Regions from separate parts of the Mus musculus genome. Here region 1 is linked to region 2. The links are chromatin loops, found by intact Hi-C in ENCODE. Cell type or tissue: left cerebral cortex. All regions are shown on one strand. Links, peaks and the distances in the headings refer to the core of each region. The heading gives the core; the rest is flanking DNA.

What was found. A loop is a pair of places that touch in the nucleus more often than their neighbours do. Peaks named below come from ENCODE experiments on the same cell type or tissue, not always from the same donor. Only the 100,000 strongest peaks of a DNase experiment are listed, where the experiment ranks them.
Region 1: it touches region 2 in a loop (2.6-fold over the local background); 2 of 42 quality-filtered maps call a loop at or near these places.

Annotation. Positions count from the first base shown.
Region 1 is chr8:95,631,014-95,636,390 of GRCm38, reverse strand. It overlaps Gins3 (GINS complex subunit 3 (Psf3 homolog)), which reads right to left and starts at 2,832. Exons shown (of 3, transcript NM_030198.3): 1 at 2,608-2,832. The coding sequence starts at 2,793. In left cerebral cortex, for the core only: a CTCF peak has its summit at 2,873; a DNase peak (open chromatin) is centred at 2,936; H3K4me3 peaks cover 1,426 bases.
Region 2 is chr8:95,427,566-95,432,942 of GRCm38, reverse strand. The region is part of intron 1 of Cfap20 (cilia and flagella associated protein 20); the gene reads left to right. Among named protein-coding and RNA genes, the nearest start is that of Cfap20, 4.6 kb to the left of the region's middle. RefSeq lists an enhancer at 4,629-5,377. In left cerebral cortex, for the core only: CTCF peaks have their summits at 2,661 and 5,140 (motif pointing left); DNase peaks (open chromatin) are centred at 2,821 and 5,153; H3K4me3 peaks cover 230 bases; H3K27ac peaks cover 985 bases.

The DNA of each region.
Region 1 (5,377 bases), core at 196-5,195, 200 kb before region 2:
TGGATCAGAAATCTATAAAATCTATAAAAAGGTACAAAAGGGGACATGGAAGATGGCTCAGCACATCCTGCTCTTACAGAGATGGAGAGTTCAATTTCTAGCATCCACATCGGGCAGCTCACAGTTGCCTCTAACTACAGCTCCAGGGGGATGTGACTCCTCTGGCCTCTATAGGCATCTGCACCGATGTACATACATCTATACAGACACACACTGATACATCCAATTAGAATAAATATTTTCATATACAAAAACAACTGGATTAAAGGAAGCCATGGAAATTTTTCATCTCAAAGGGAGAACTATTGTAGAGGGAGGGGCAACTTTTAGGGGTAGAGAGGTAGAGCAGTCCACAAACATCCCAGGGCTGGAAATAAACAGCCCAAGGTTGCCAGGAGGCCAGGACTTGAGTGGCCAAGGTATTAGAAGGTAGGAAGCCAGGTACTTAAAACTAAGTAGCAGAGTAATTAGGCACTGACTTTAATGTAAACTAAAAATAGCAAATGGAAAATTGCAGAACTAAACAATAAGACAACTTAGGAAACAGGTGATGGTGGAACTTACAGTTCCCTGCCTCAGCCTCTAAAGTAGCCGGTATTACACAACTGGAGCACACGGCCCAGCTCACTCTGCCTATAAAGAAAGACTAAGGCAGGTGCAGGGGCATATAATGTGGCAGGAGAACAGAGTTCAAGGCACATATCAAAATCAACATAAGAAACAAAGTATGAAGTCTTATATCGATGAGTGAAATTAGATGTCATAAAAAAAATCTTCAAACCTAATTCTGTGCTGCAGAGGAATTCCAAATACTTTGTGTAGACACTATCTCTCAAACTGGAGCAAGACAGCCTGCTCCTTCAGAGTGGCTATATATAATAACTTCCAAGGAGTATGGCAAACATAACAAACACTACCTCAGCCTGGTGATCAGAATCTACCACAGAGTCGACAACACTAAGTTGGTGTGATGCAGTAAAAATGGAACCTGACCCCTGTGATCTCTCCCAAACCAATAAACCAGTTTGATCATGAGTAAAATATCAAGCAAACCTTATCTGTTATCATAGCCAGAAAACTGTCATTAGATACAACCACAACAAAAAAGCCTGACGATAGCTAAGAAGAACCCAGAGAAATATAATAGCTAAAAATTATTCTTTAATTCTTTTTTTTTTAAAGATGCTAGACTAGAATATTAGGTAAATTAAGAAAATAAGACCCAGCCGGGCGTGGTGGCGCACACCTTTAATCCCAGCAGAGGCAGAGGGAGGCAGAGGCAGGCGGATTTCTGAGTTCAAGGCCAACCTGGTCTACAAAGTGAGTTCCAGGACAGCCAGGACTATACAGAGAAACCCTGTCTCGAAAAACCAAAAAAAGAAAAAAGAAAGAAAAAGAAAAGGAAAAAAGAAAAAGAAAAAAAGACCCAAACTCGGCAGGATATCTTGTTCAGTAGAGTGTAAGAGCTCAACTAAATCCTAGCCATACAGTGGTGACACACACCTTTAATCCCAGCATCAGGGAGGCAGAGGCAAAAGGATTGCTGAGTCTGAGGCCAGCTTGGTATACAGAGCCAGTTTATGTCAGCCAAGGCTACACAGAGAAACTCTGTCTCAAAAACATTAAAAAAACAAAAACAAAAGACTCCTAAATCTTTCTCTATGACAATGGGGAGCCAATAAGTTGACATTTGGGGTAGAACTCTGTGGTAGCATGCTTGCCTGGCATGTGAAACGCTCCAGGATTCACCCCCAGTCCTGGAATATTCTTCAAAAACATGGCGGTCGACTCTGAAGAGTCGACTTACAAAGGACTGTGAGGTTGAGAAGCAGCCCAGGGAGCAAAAATGAGCCTTTCTGTTGTTGAAAAAGTAAAAATGTGGTGTTTTACTTTGAGAAAAAGTACCTAGAAATAGACAGAGACAAAATTGATACCCTTCCAAACAAAACTTAAAGGACCTAACGGGAAATGAAAGTAACCATTGCAAGTTACGCTCTTGGGACAAACTCGTACTTGAAGCCATAGAGTCCAAGGTTCGAATCCCAGTTCACCATTTACTGGAGGACCCTGGCTTTGTTAACCCAGCTTTTGTTAGGTTTATGGGAGGGCAAAAGGCTTAATACGGGAAGCTGCAGTTGCCATTTTTCAGTGCGACACTGAAAATTGTTATGAGCAACCTTTTACCGAGGACTGCCTTGGTTAAGCCAGCACGGACTTACTGTGGAACCCTGGCTGAGGTACTCACTCTTTGTAGAATTGCCTAAGCGAGAAGATGACAATTTATCCCCCCATCACAGACTCCCATCCCCTGATGGACAGTCGGTCCTCGGAAACAGGCTGCAGACACTGTCATAATTGTGCCGAGTGCGCATGACAATCTGCAGTTCCCAGACTTCGAAACTTCAAATAAGTTTTATGGAAACCATGAATAGAACCAAGAGACCCTGAGATGATGGGCTGGAGCCAAAGCCAATGACTTTGGAAAGTTTGAAGACTAAGATCGGTGGCGGGAGAGTCCTCCGAGTGCTGTGCAGCTTCCCGGGACCCCCGAGGACTCCCACCGCCTCCAGATCTTGGAAACCTCTGCCCCGGCCGGGCTCGCCTCACCTGAGGGAGCGGATGGTCCGGCTCGGAGCCCGCGCCCCGCTCCAGGAAGAAGGCTCCCAGGCGCGGCATGGGCGTCTCGACCCGCACCGGCAGCTTCTCCTGCGACATCAGGATGTCGTCCAAAGACAGGAAGTTCTCCTCCGGCCCCAGAGCGCCCGACTCCACTGGGAAATACGCCTCGGACATGGCAGCTCGCAGCACAGTCAGGGATGAGGAGGGCGCGCCACCTCAGCGAACTAGGGCCGGCTTCAAACTCGCTTTCCCGCGCCGCACTCGCCAGACCCGAGCAGTCGATTTCGGCGAGCCTGCGGCCGCTCAGGCAAAAGCAATCAATAAGGTCACAGATTGGGTCCAGTGTCCCCGCCCAATGCGGAAGCCCTGGATGAGTCGGCCGGAAGTCCTCCTGCAGCTTGTAGACTAGGCTGGGGAAGGTATATGAAGCTTGAACATCATTGAAGGGACAGCATGTGTCTGTACTAACGGAACTGTGTTCATGCAGCCTTTAAATACACACATAGAATTTAAAAACATCTTTGGGGATTCAAGTAATATCATTTTACACTATGTATTCCAGCCCTCATTAATCCCGCTTTTATTGCATTTTCACTGGTAGGTTAATTATTGTCTTTGAAAACAACAGAAGAAACTAAAACGCAAGCACTAGTCCAAATGTTTAACTGTGTGCTAAGTTACAAATTATTTGTAGTATTTTGGCCGGGTGTAGGTTCAGGTGGGGTGGGAGTCTAGATGGAGTGGTAGATTTATATATGGCTGGAAGATCTGAAGTTCAGGGCCTTGCTCTACTGTCAACTGGCAAAGTCCTCGTGTGGTGATCAGTTTGGGTTCCTGAAAGAGGAAACTAGACCAGTTTCCTAGTCTTTTCACAGCCACTCTGCAAGCGGGAGCTCCTATATCAAATGCGATCACAGGTAGAGTACCTGAGAACAAAGGAAAGACCACGGTTGCTTGGTTGCTTGGTCCTAGATTTGGCGGTACATACATGAATACAGGTTGAGGCAGATTGTTGCGAGATTTGCTACCGAATTTACCTACTGTAGGAGGGCATTCCTGAGGTAGTGGTTTGTGAGCAACACAGGAAAGGGGGCGAGCATGCCTTTCATCTTTTGTATTCCTTTTTAGTTTTGAATGAAATAATTTGTTAATGTATTTACATAATTCACTACATTTAAGCAATAGCCTTCTAAATATGGACTAGAACTTTACATATGCTAAGCAATAGTCACTTGCTTTTTCTTGCCAAAAACACTTGTATCACATGAATGCTTGAAGTATTTACACCACTTTCTTTACTTTTTATTCCTCTTCTTTTAACAACCATTGCTCTAGTCAGTTTAAGACATTTTATTCCAGACAGCTACTTTAAAAAGTTGCAATAATGTCAAGCATGCTGGCACATGCCTAGAATCCCTGGACTGGGGAAGCCAAGGCAACAGGATCTCAGGGTCGAAACAAGACCAGGTTATAGGGCAAGGCCTTATCTCTAAAACAATTATGACTAATGTGCTTGTTGACAAGAGCGGGTCAGAAGCAGACCCAGGGTGTGAGCTAGGCATGTCCTGTAACTACTGGCAATTTTCTGCATGTACCCAGTTCTTATATACTGCTGCTACCCAATTCACAATGGTTCGACTCACAATCTTTTACTTTACAGTGTTAACAAAAGCTTATTCATATAACCATGCTGTAATTCTCAATACAGTGTTCAATAAATACCACGAGATGTTTCATGTTTTGTTATAAATTAGGCCTTGTGTTAGATGACTTTGCCCAACCATATGTTAATGTGTTGTAAGGCCATTTGAGGCACACTGGGCTAAGTGCTGATATTTTGTAGGATAAGAGATCAAATGGAAGAGATAAAGATCAAATGCCTGCATTCCATCCAGAAAGCTGAGAGTGGATCTTGTTAATGACCTGGTGACCTTTTTGCGGTCTGTGGAGGCAGACCTCACCCCTTTTGCTATAGAGGCAGACCTCCCCCAAATTCCCCAGGATGATTATCCCAGACTCTGCCCTCCTAGACCATTACCCATCCTGACAGAAGATGTCACATGTACATTATGACCTGCTGACCTCTATGATGTCTTGGTCAGAGACCACACTAGATTCTAGGCCTATCAGATATGAACCCCACCCTCGTGGTCACATGTACTTTGTAAAGGAGTTTCTATGTGGTCACACCTTAACCTTTATTGTGCACCAGGAATTGGACTGACTGGAAGCTTTTCCCAAACTGTACTATTTAAAATATGCTGGCAATGAACTGTCTGCATCAGACTCCCCGAGGTCTGGTCCAGGTTGATGGAGGTCAATCTGCACTGGGTTTTCATTCTTTTCTCTTTTTGTGGTTGGGTTCCCTGTCACCTAAAGGAACCCCCTCTGCATGGGATACATGTGCACACACGCACACGCACATGTCTACACACATACACACATGCATACTGCATGCAAACAATATAACACTGAAAAATTAAGTAAACATAACTGATAGTGATAATGTATACTTTTCTGCTGAGAGGGAGATATGACAATAATAGAGTTTAGGGTAGAAATATTAATTCAGGTAACTAAGAGCAATATGGGTCATTTGCTGCTGAGGACAGTAAGCTACTTTTGGGTAGAAATAATAAAAAGACTTAATGAGTTAACATGATAAAAAAAAAGGTATCACTTTTGTGCAGGGATCAGAATATTGGCTCTAAATAAAACACCATGTTAATACTAAAGGGATCCAGATGAAATCGGATGC
Region 2 (5,377 bases), core at 303-5,302:
TGCAAAAACAGGAATTAATTACGTTTCTAACTCTTGTTTGGATTTGACAAACTAGTGTTTAAGGGAGAAGTTTTCTCCAACTGAGGCAAGAGGGGGCAAGAGAAAAAGAAGAAGTTTAGGCCTATCCACATCAGCTTTATTGTATTCAGGCTTTTCCTCAGTTAAGCGATCTCAGTAACTGGGGATGCAGTCCAGTCAAGGAAACACTGGAGTTGGTCATGTTTATCAATGATTTATTGAGCAACATCTGAGTGATAGGCCTTGTACAAAGAAAATCACCCTTCTCCTGGGAACTAAGGCAAAGCTGTAATAAGGTCAGAGTCTGGTTGTAGGGTAGGGGCGACAGGGCTGTCTACATTACCAACCTGTGCCTTGGCCCTTTGCCAGGAGGCACTACACACTGACTGGGATGATTATTTTGAGTCCTTATTTTGATATCACAAGTATTTACTATTCTGACTTTTGCGTTTGTGCACAGAGAAAATGCCTATTTGGTTTCTATGAAAAACGATCTTGAAAGATTAGGTGTAGCATCTGCTTAGGCTTCTGAAATTAAGGTGATGTAGTCATTGTCCTTTGGCTTTTCCTCTCCTAAACCTCTAATGTGGCACTGAGGCAGCGCTGAGACTAACTAGTTGTCCAGGCTCACTCACCGGTTCCACTCCCTCCTTAGAGACAGGCTCCTGCTGCATGGAGGCCATGAAGCGCTCTGCACGCAAAACCTCCCGCACGCACTTGGTGCTCCTGGCCTTCACCCACATCTTCCTTGGTCTTTGGTCACAGAGCAGAGGTAGCAGTGCCTCTGATGCTTGCCTTGACCCCACAGGGTCATTTTATCAGCTCCCAGCCTCTTCATCCTCCTGTCCCCACACTGGGACTTAGTTAAGAGCTGAGACAGATCTTTGTTGGCTTTCAGACCAAGAGCTTAGAAAAAAATCAACAGGTTCTTTAATGTCCCTTTACTTCTGGAACCAACAGATCCGACTACCTTTATTAAGAATGTTAGGGCTGGATGGGTACAACTTTAATTAGATGAGTCTCTGGGAGTCTGAGTCTAGCCTGGTGAACATAATAGCAAATCCTAGCTAGGGTGACTTAATGATGTACTGTCTCAAAACAGAAATAAAACGAAGAATGTTGCTCCTCCTGCACTGCACTGCGTGAGTGTCAGTCGGCTTTGCTGCTGCACTGGGAGCCCATGGCGCTGGCTGCCCATGGCACTGGCTGCCCATGGCACTGGCTGCCCATGGCACTGGGAGCCCATGGCACTGGCTGCCCATGGCACTGGGAGCCCATGGCACTGGCTGCCCATGGCACTGGCTGCCCATGGCACTGGCTGCCCATGGCACTGGGAGCCCATGGCACTGGCTGCCCATGGCACTGGCTGCCCATGGCACTGGCTGCCCATGGCACTGGCTGCCCATGGCACTGGCTGCCCATGGCACTGGCTGCCCATGGCACTGGGAGCCCATGGCACTGGCTGCCCATGGCACTGGCTGCCCATGGCACTGGGAGCCCATGGCGCTGGCTGCCCATGGCACTGGGAGCCCATGGCACTGGCTGCCCACGGCACTGGCTTGTGTTGCTACTAGAAGCCCATTGGGCTGATTTGTGAGTGCTGCTCTCTCCTCCTCCCTCCCAGCTGCTAATGTTTCTCCATGGAATGTGACTGTATCAGAGTCTTTTGTTGATCTTGTTAAGTAGTCATAATGACTGGGTCCCCATTTCTTATTTTAAGGAAGAATAAAGACCCTCTCCAGAATTTAAAAAAAAAAGTCACTACATTTTTGGTGTGTGTGTGTGTGTACACTCACACACAGGCATATCTTCTTGCCTGTGTCCATAGAAGTCAAAGGACAAGTTGTAGGAGTCAGTTCTTTCCTTTCACCACGTGGGTCCAAGAATTGAACTCAGGACAGCAGACTTAGCTGCAGTAAGGTTTATCTACTGAGCCACTTTGCTGACCCTAGACCCTGACTTTTAAATTGATAAACCTTGCTGATGTGTACTAAGTCTGTCTGGCCTCCAGGAATGGAATTGAGTGCCTTTGGATAGAAAGAGTAAAATGATTTTCACTTTCCCAGGCGTGGTCTTTATTTCTATGGTTGATAACTTTTACTGTAACAGGATGAAAGCAGTGAGCTTCATTTACTTGTGCCCTTTCAAGAAACACTGTGAGCAAGGTGGTGCTCGTACACACATTTAATCCTAGTAGCCAGGTAGATCTCTGTGAATGTGAAGCCATCCTGGTCTACGGTGTGAGTTCTGGGACAGCCAGGGTTACACAGAGAAACCAAGAATCAAAAGAAAGAGGGAGAAAGAAAGTGATCGAGGCTTGGGAGGCAGAAGCAGGCAGATTTCTGAGTTCGAGGCCAGCCTGGTCTACAAAGTGAGTTCCAGACAGGGCTACACAGAGAAAGCCTGTCTTGAAAAAAAACCAAAAAAAAAAAAAAAACCAACCAAACAAACAAAAACAAAAACAAAAAAGAAAGTGAGCGAGGGCAAGAGAGAAAGAAGGAAGGAAAGCAGAGCACAAAGAAAGAGAAAGACACTGTGGTGCCCAGGGTAACTGAAGGGACGGACCATTTGCAGATGTCTGGAGTTACTGTCAGCTGGGTAAGTAGCCCAAAGTCCCTTGAGCCTGAGCTTTGACCAGTCTCCCACAGAGGGCTCCCTCTGCCTGTTTTCTGACTCAGAGCCAGGCCCCTGGCCCTGGGCAGACTTTCCTACTGCAGTAGACAGCTTTAGGGGCTTAATGTAAATTGGGACATGTGTCATTAAGAGGACATGCCAGATAGCTGAGGGTTCCGCTGCAGAATGAGTGAGTGGAGCCAGAAAATGAAAGTGGGGGAGGGGGGCCGAGTGGGACTGGTACAGCTAATGTGTTATTTTTGAATCACTCTGTAGAACTGTGGAGATTGGCCAGCTTCCTCCCGATCCCTGTAGTATTATTTTTCCCTCATCCTGACCCTCCTCCCTGGGGCTCACACTGAGAGGGAAATCAGTGTTCTTTATTAGTTGCCCAGCAACCATGAAAAGCCTGGGAGAACACTGTGAGATGAGCTTAAGGTTTGCTCCTTTGGTGTCTGTAATACTGGGGATCATTCTCATCTCTAATTGCCAGTAACTTGGGTTCAAAAGCCCCCACATACTTAATGTGTAGGATAGCAGGGGTCAAGGTTCACAGGGAGGACTAAGAATACAAGATGATGGCATTTGCATGTCATTATGAAATCCACTCATCTTTTCCTTTTTTGAGTACTTCTGGGTAGTTGTGTGCATGCATATGTGTGGAGTGTATGTGCTGACGTGTTTGCTTGTGGAGGCTGGAGGTAGGCAAAAGCTGGTTAGCCATTGAACCCAGATCTGCCTGTCTGCCTAGCCCCACCTCACAGTGCTGGGGTTATAGGCAGTGTGATTGCCTTCCCCAGCTCTTATGTGGGTGCTGAGGATCCAAACTCAGTCTTACAATGTAGCCCAGGCATATCTGAAGTTAAAAAGCCTAAGGTAGCCACAGACAAGCAATCTTCCTGCCTCAGTCTCCTAAGTGCAGCCACTGTGCCTGTTAAGCCTGCTACTTTGCATGCTGATATTAATTTTGTTGCTGTTTTTGCTGCTGTGGCAGAACAACTTAAGGTAAGGAAGTTATTTGGCTCTTGGAGGAGATAGTAGGAGTAGGGAGAAAGATATGGCCAAGTTCATGGTAACAGGGACAGACAACTGGGTCATCTATGAAGACCAGGAATCAATGAGCAGAGAAATCTGACACTAATCTTGCATTACTTTTTTACTTATCTTTATTTTATGTCCATTGGTTTATTTACCTTTTTTTTTGTCCATTGATTATGTCCATTTGGTGTTTGCCTGCATGGATATCTGTGTGAGGGTGCCAGATCCCTTGAAACCAGAGTTACTCATAGTTGTGAGCTGCCATGTGGGTGCTGGGAATTGAACCCAGGTCCTCTGGAAGAACAGGTCTTAACTACTGAGCCATCTCTCTGGCCCCTATCTTTTCTCCTTTTTATTCAGTGATGAGTCAGAACAGAAGATGGATGGATACCACCCACATTCAGGGTGGGTCTTTTCTCATAAACTTCTCTGGAAGCACACCGCAGACATCCAGCAGTGTACCTTCATCACACTAACTTTAAAGACTGAGGGGTGTGTGTGTGTGTGTGTGTGTGTGTGTGTGTGTGTGTGTGTGTGTGCCTGTGTGCCTGTGTGTGTGCGTGTGCATGGTCATGTGTACGTACTTGGTTGCCTTTTTGCTTACCAAGTGAGTGCAGGTGCCTGCAGAGACTGGAAGAGCACATCAGATCCCCAGAACTCTAGTAATATGGTTAGGAGCCACATATGAGTGGTAGGACCAAACCTGGGCTCCTCTGCCAGAGCAGCCAGTGCTCTTAATTGCTTCAGCCCATGATTTTAAATATTAGTGAAAGGATAGTAAAGCAAGAAAATGTTCATGGCCACACTCTGCTGGTGAGCATATATCATGAAAGAATTAGTCATAAGCTAATTAGAGGAAGAAGTAAAGTGAAACCTTGAGCACTAAATGCATCGACCGCATTTTATCTTCATCCAAGGCCAGGTCTGCTCAGTGAACTCTGGGCCGAGGAAAGGAAGTTAACTCTTTCTGGGGACATGCATCTTACCACATGTGTTTGCAAGAAGCTTCCCGGAGGATGGGGTTACTTCCTGAAAGGCAGTGTTAGCCTGCATCTGTTTTGTTTTGTTTAGTTTTGTTTTGTTTTTGTTGGAGACGGGATTACTATATAGCACTGGCTAGCCTTACATTTGCTATGTACGCTAGGCTAGCCTCAAAACATACTGAGACCATCCTAGTTTGCAAGTGCTAGGTTCCCACCCATGTACTACCACAGCCGGGCTGCCTGTGTAATTTAATGTAGTCATTTCTAGAGGGGAGGGGTGGAAACCACTCCCTTCTCCCAGAGCAGGCTTTGGGAAGCCTCCTGTCCTTGAGTGTTCACGTCCCGGATCATCATCTGCACCCCACTCCATTTTTCCAGCTTGTTTGTGTTTCCACCCTTTGAAAGGGGCCTTGAAAGGGGGAAATGGTAATTCACTAACAAATCAGGCTGAGGAGAGACCTAGGAATGCTAGAGTGCATTCTAGCGCCCTCTGTTGGCCTCTGCATGCTGTGGAAGCCATTGTTCCCTTCGTAAGGACTTAGTGGGTAAGACTTGTAAGCTGTAAACCTAGAGAAGGTCAGAAAGGCACTTCCTTCTGTGAGTTCTGGCTGCCTTTCTGAGCTGGGAAGACCTCTTGTTGACTCTGGATGGAGAGCTTTTCGGAAGTGTTAGGACTGAGGCCATGATTTGAAACAATGTTGGATAAGTGGCAACAGTTGCCTTTT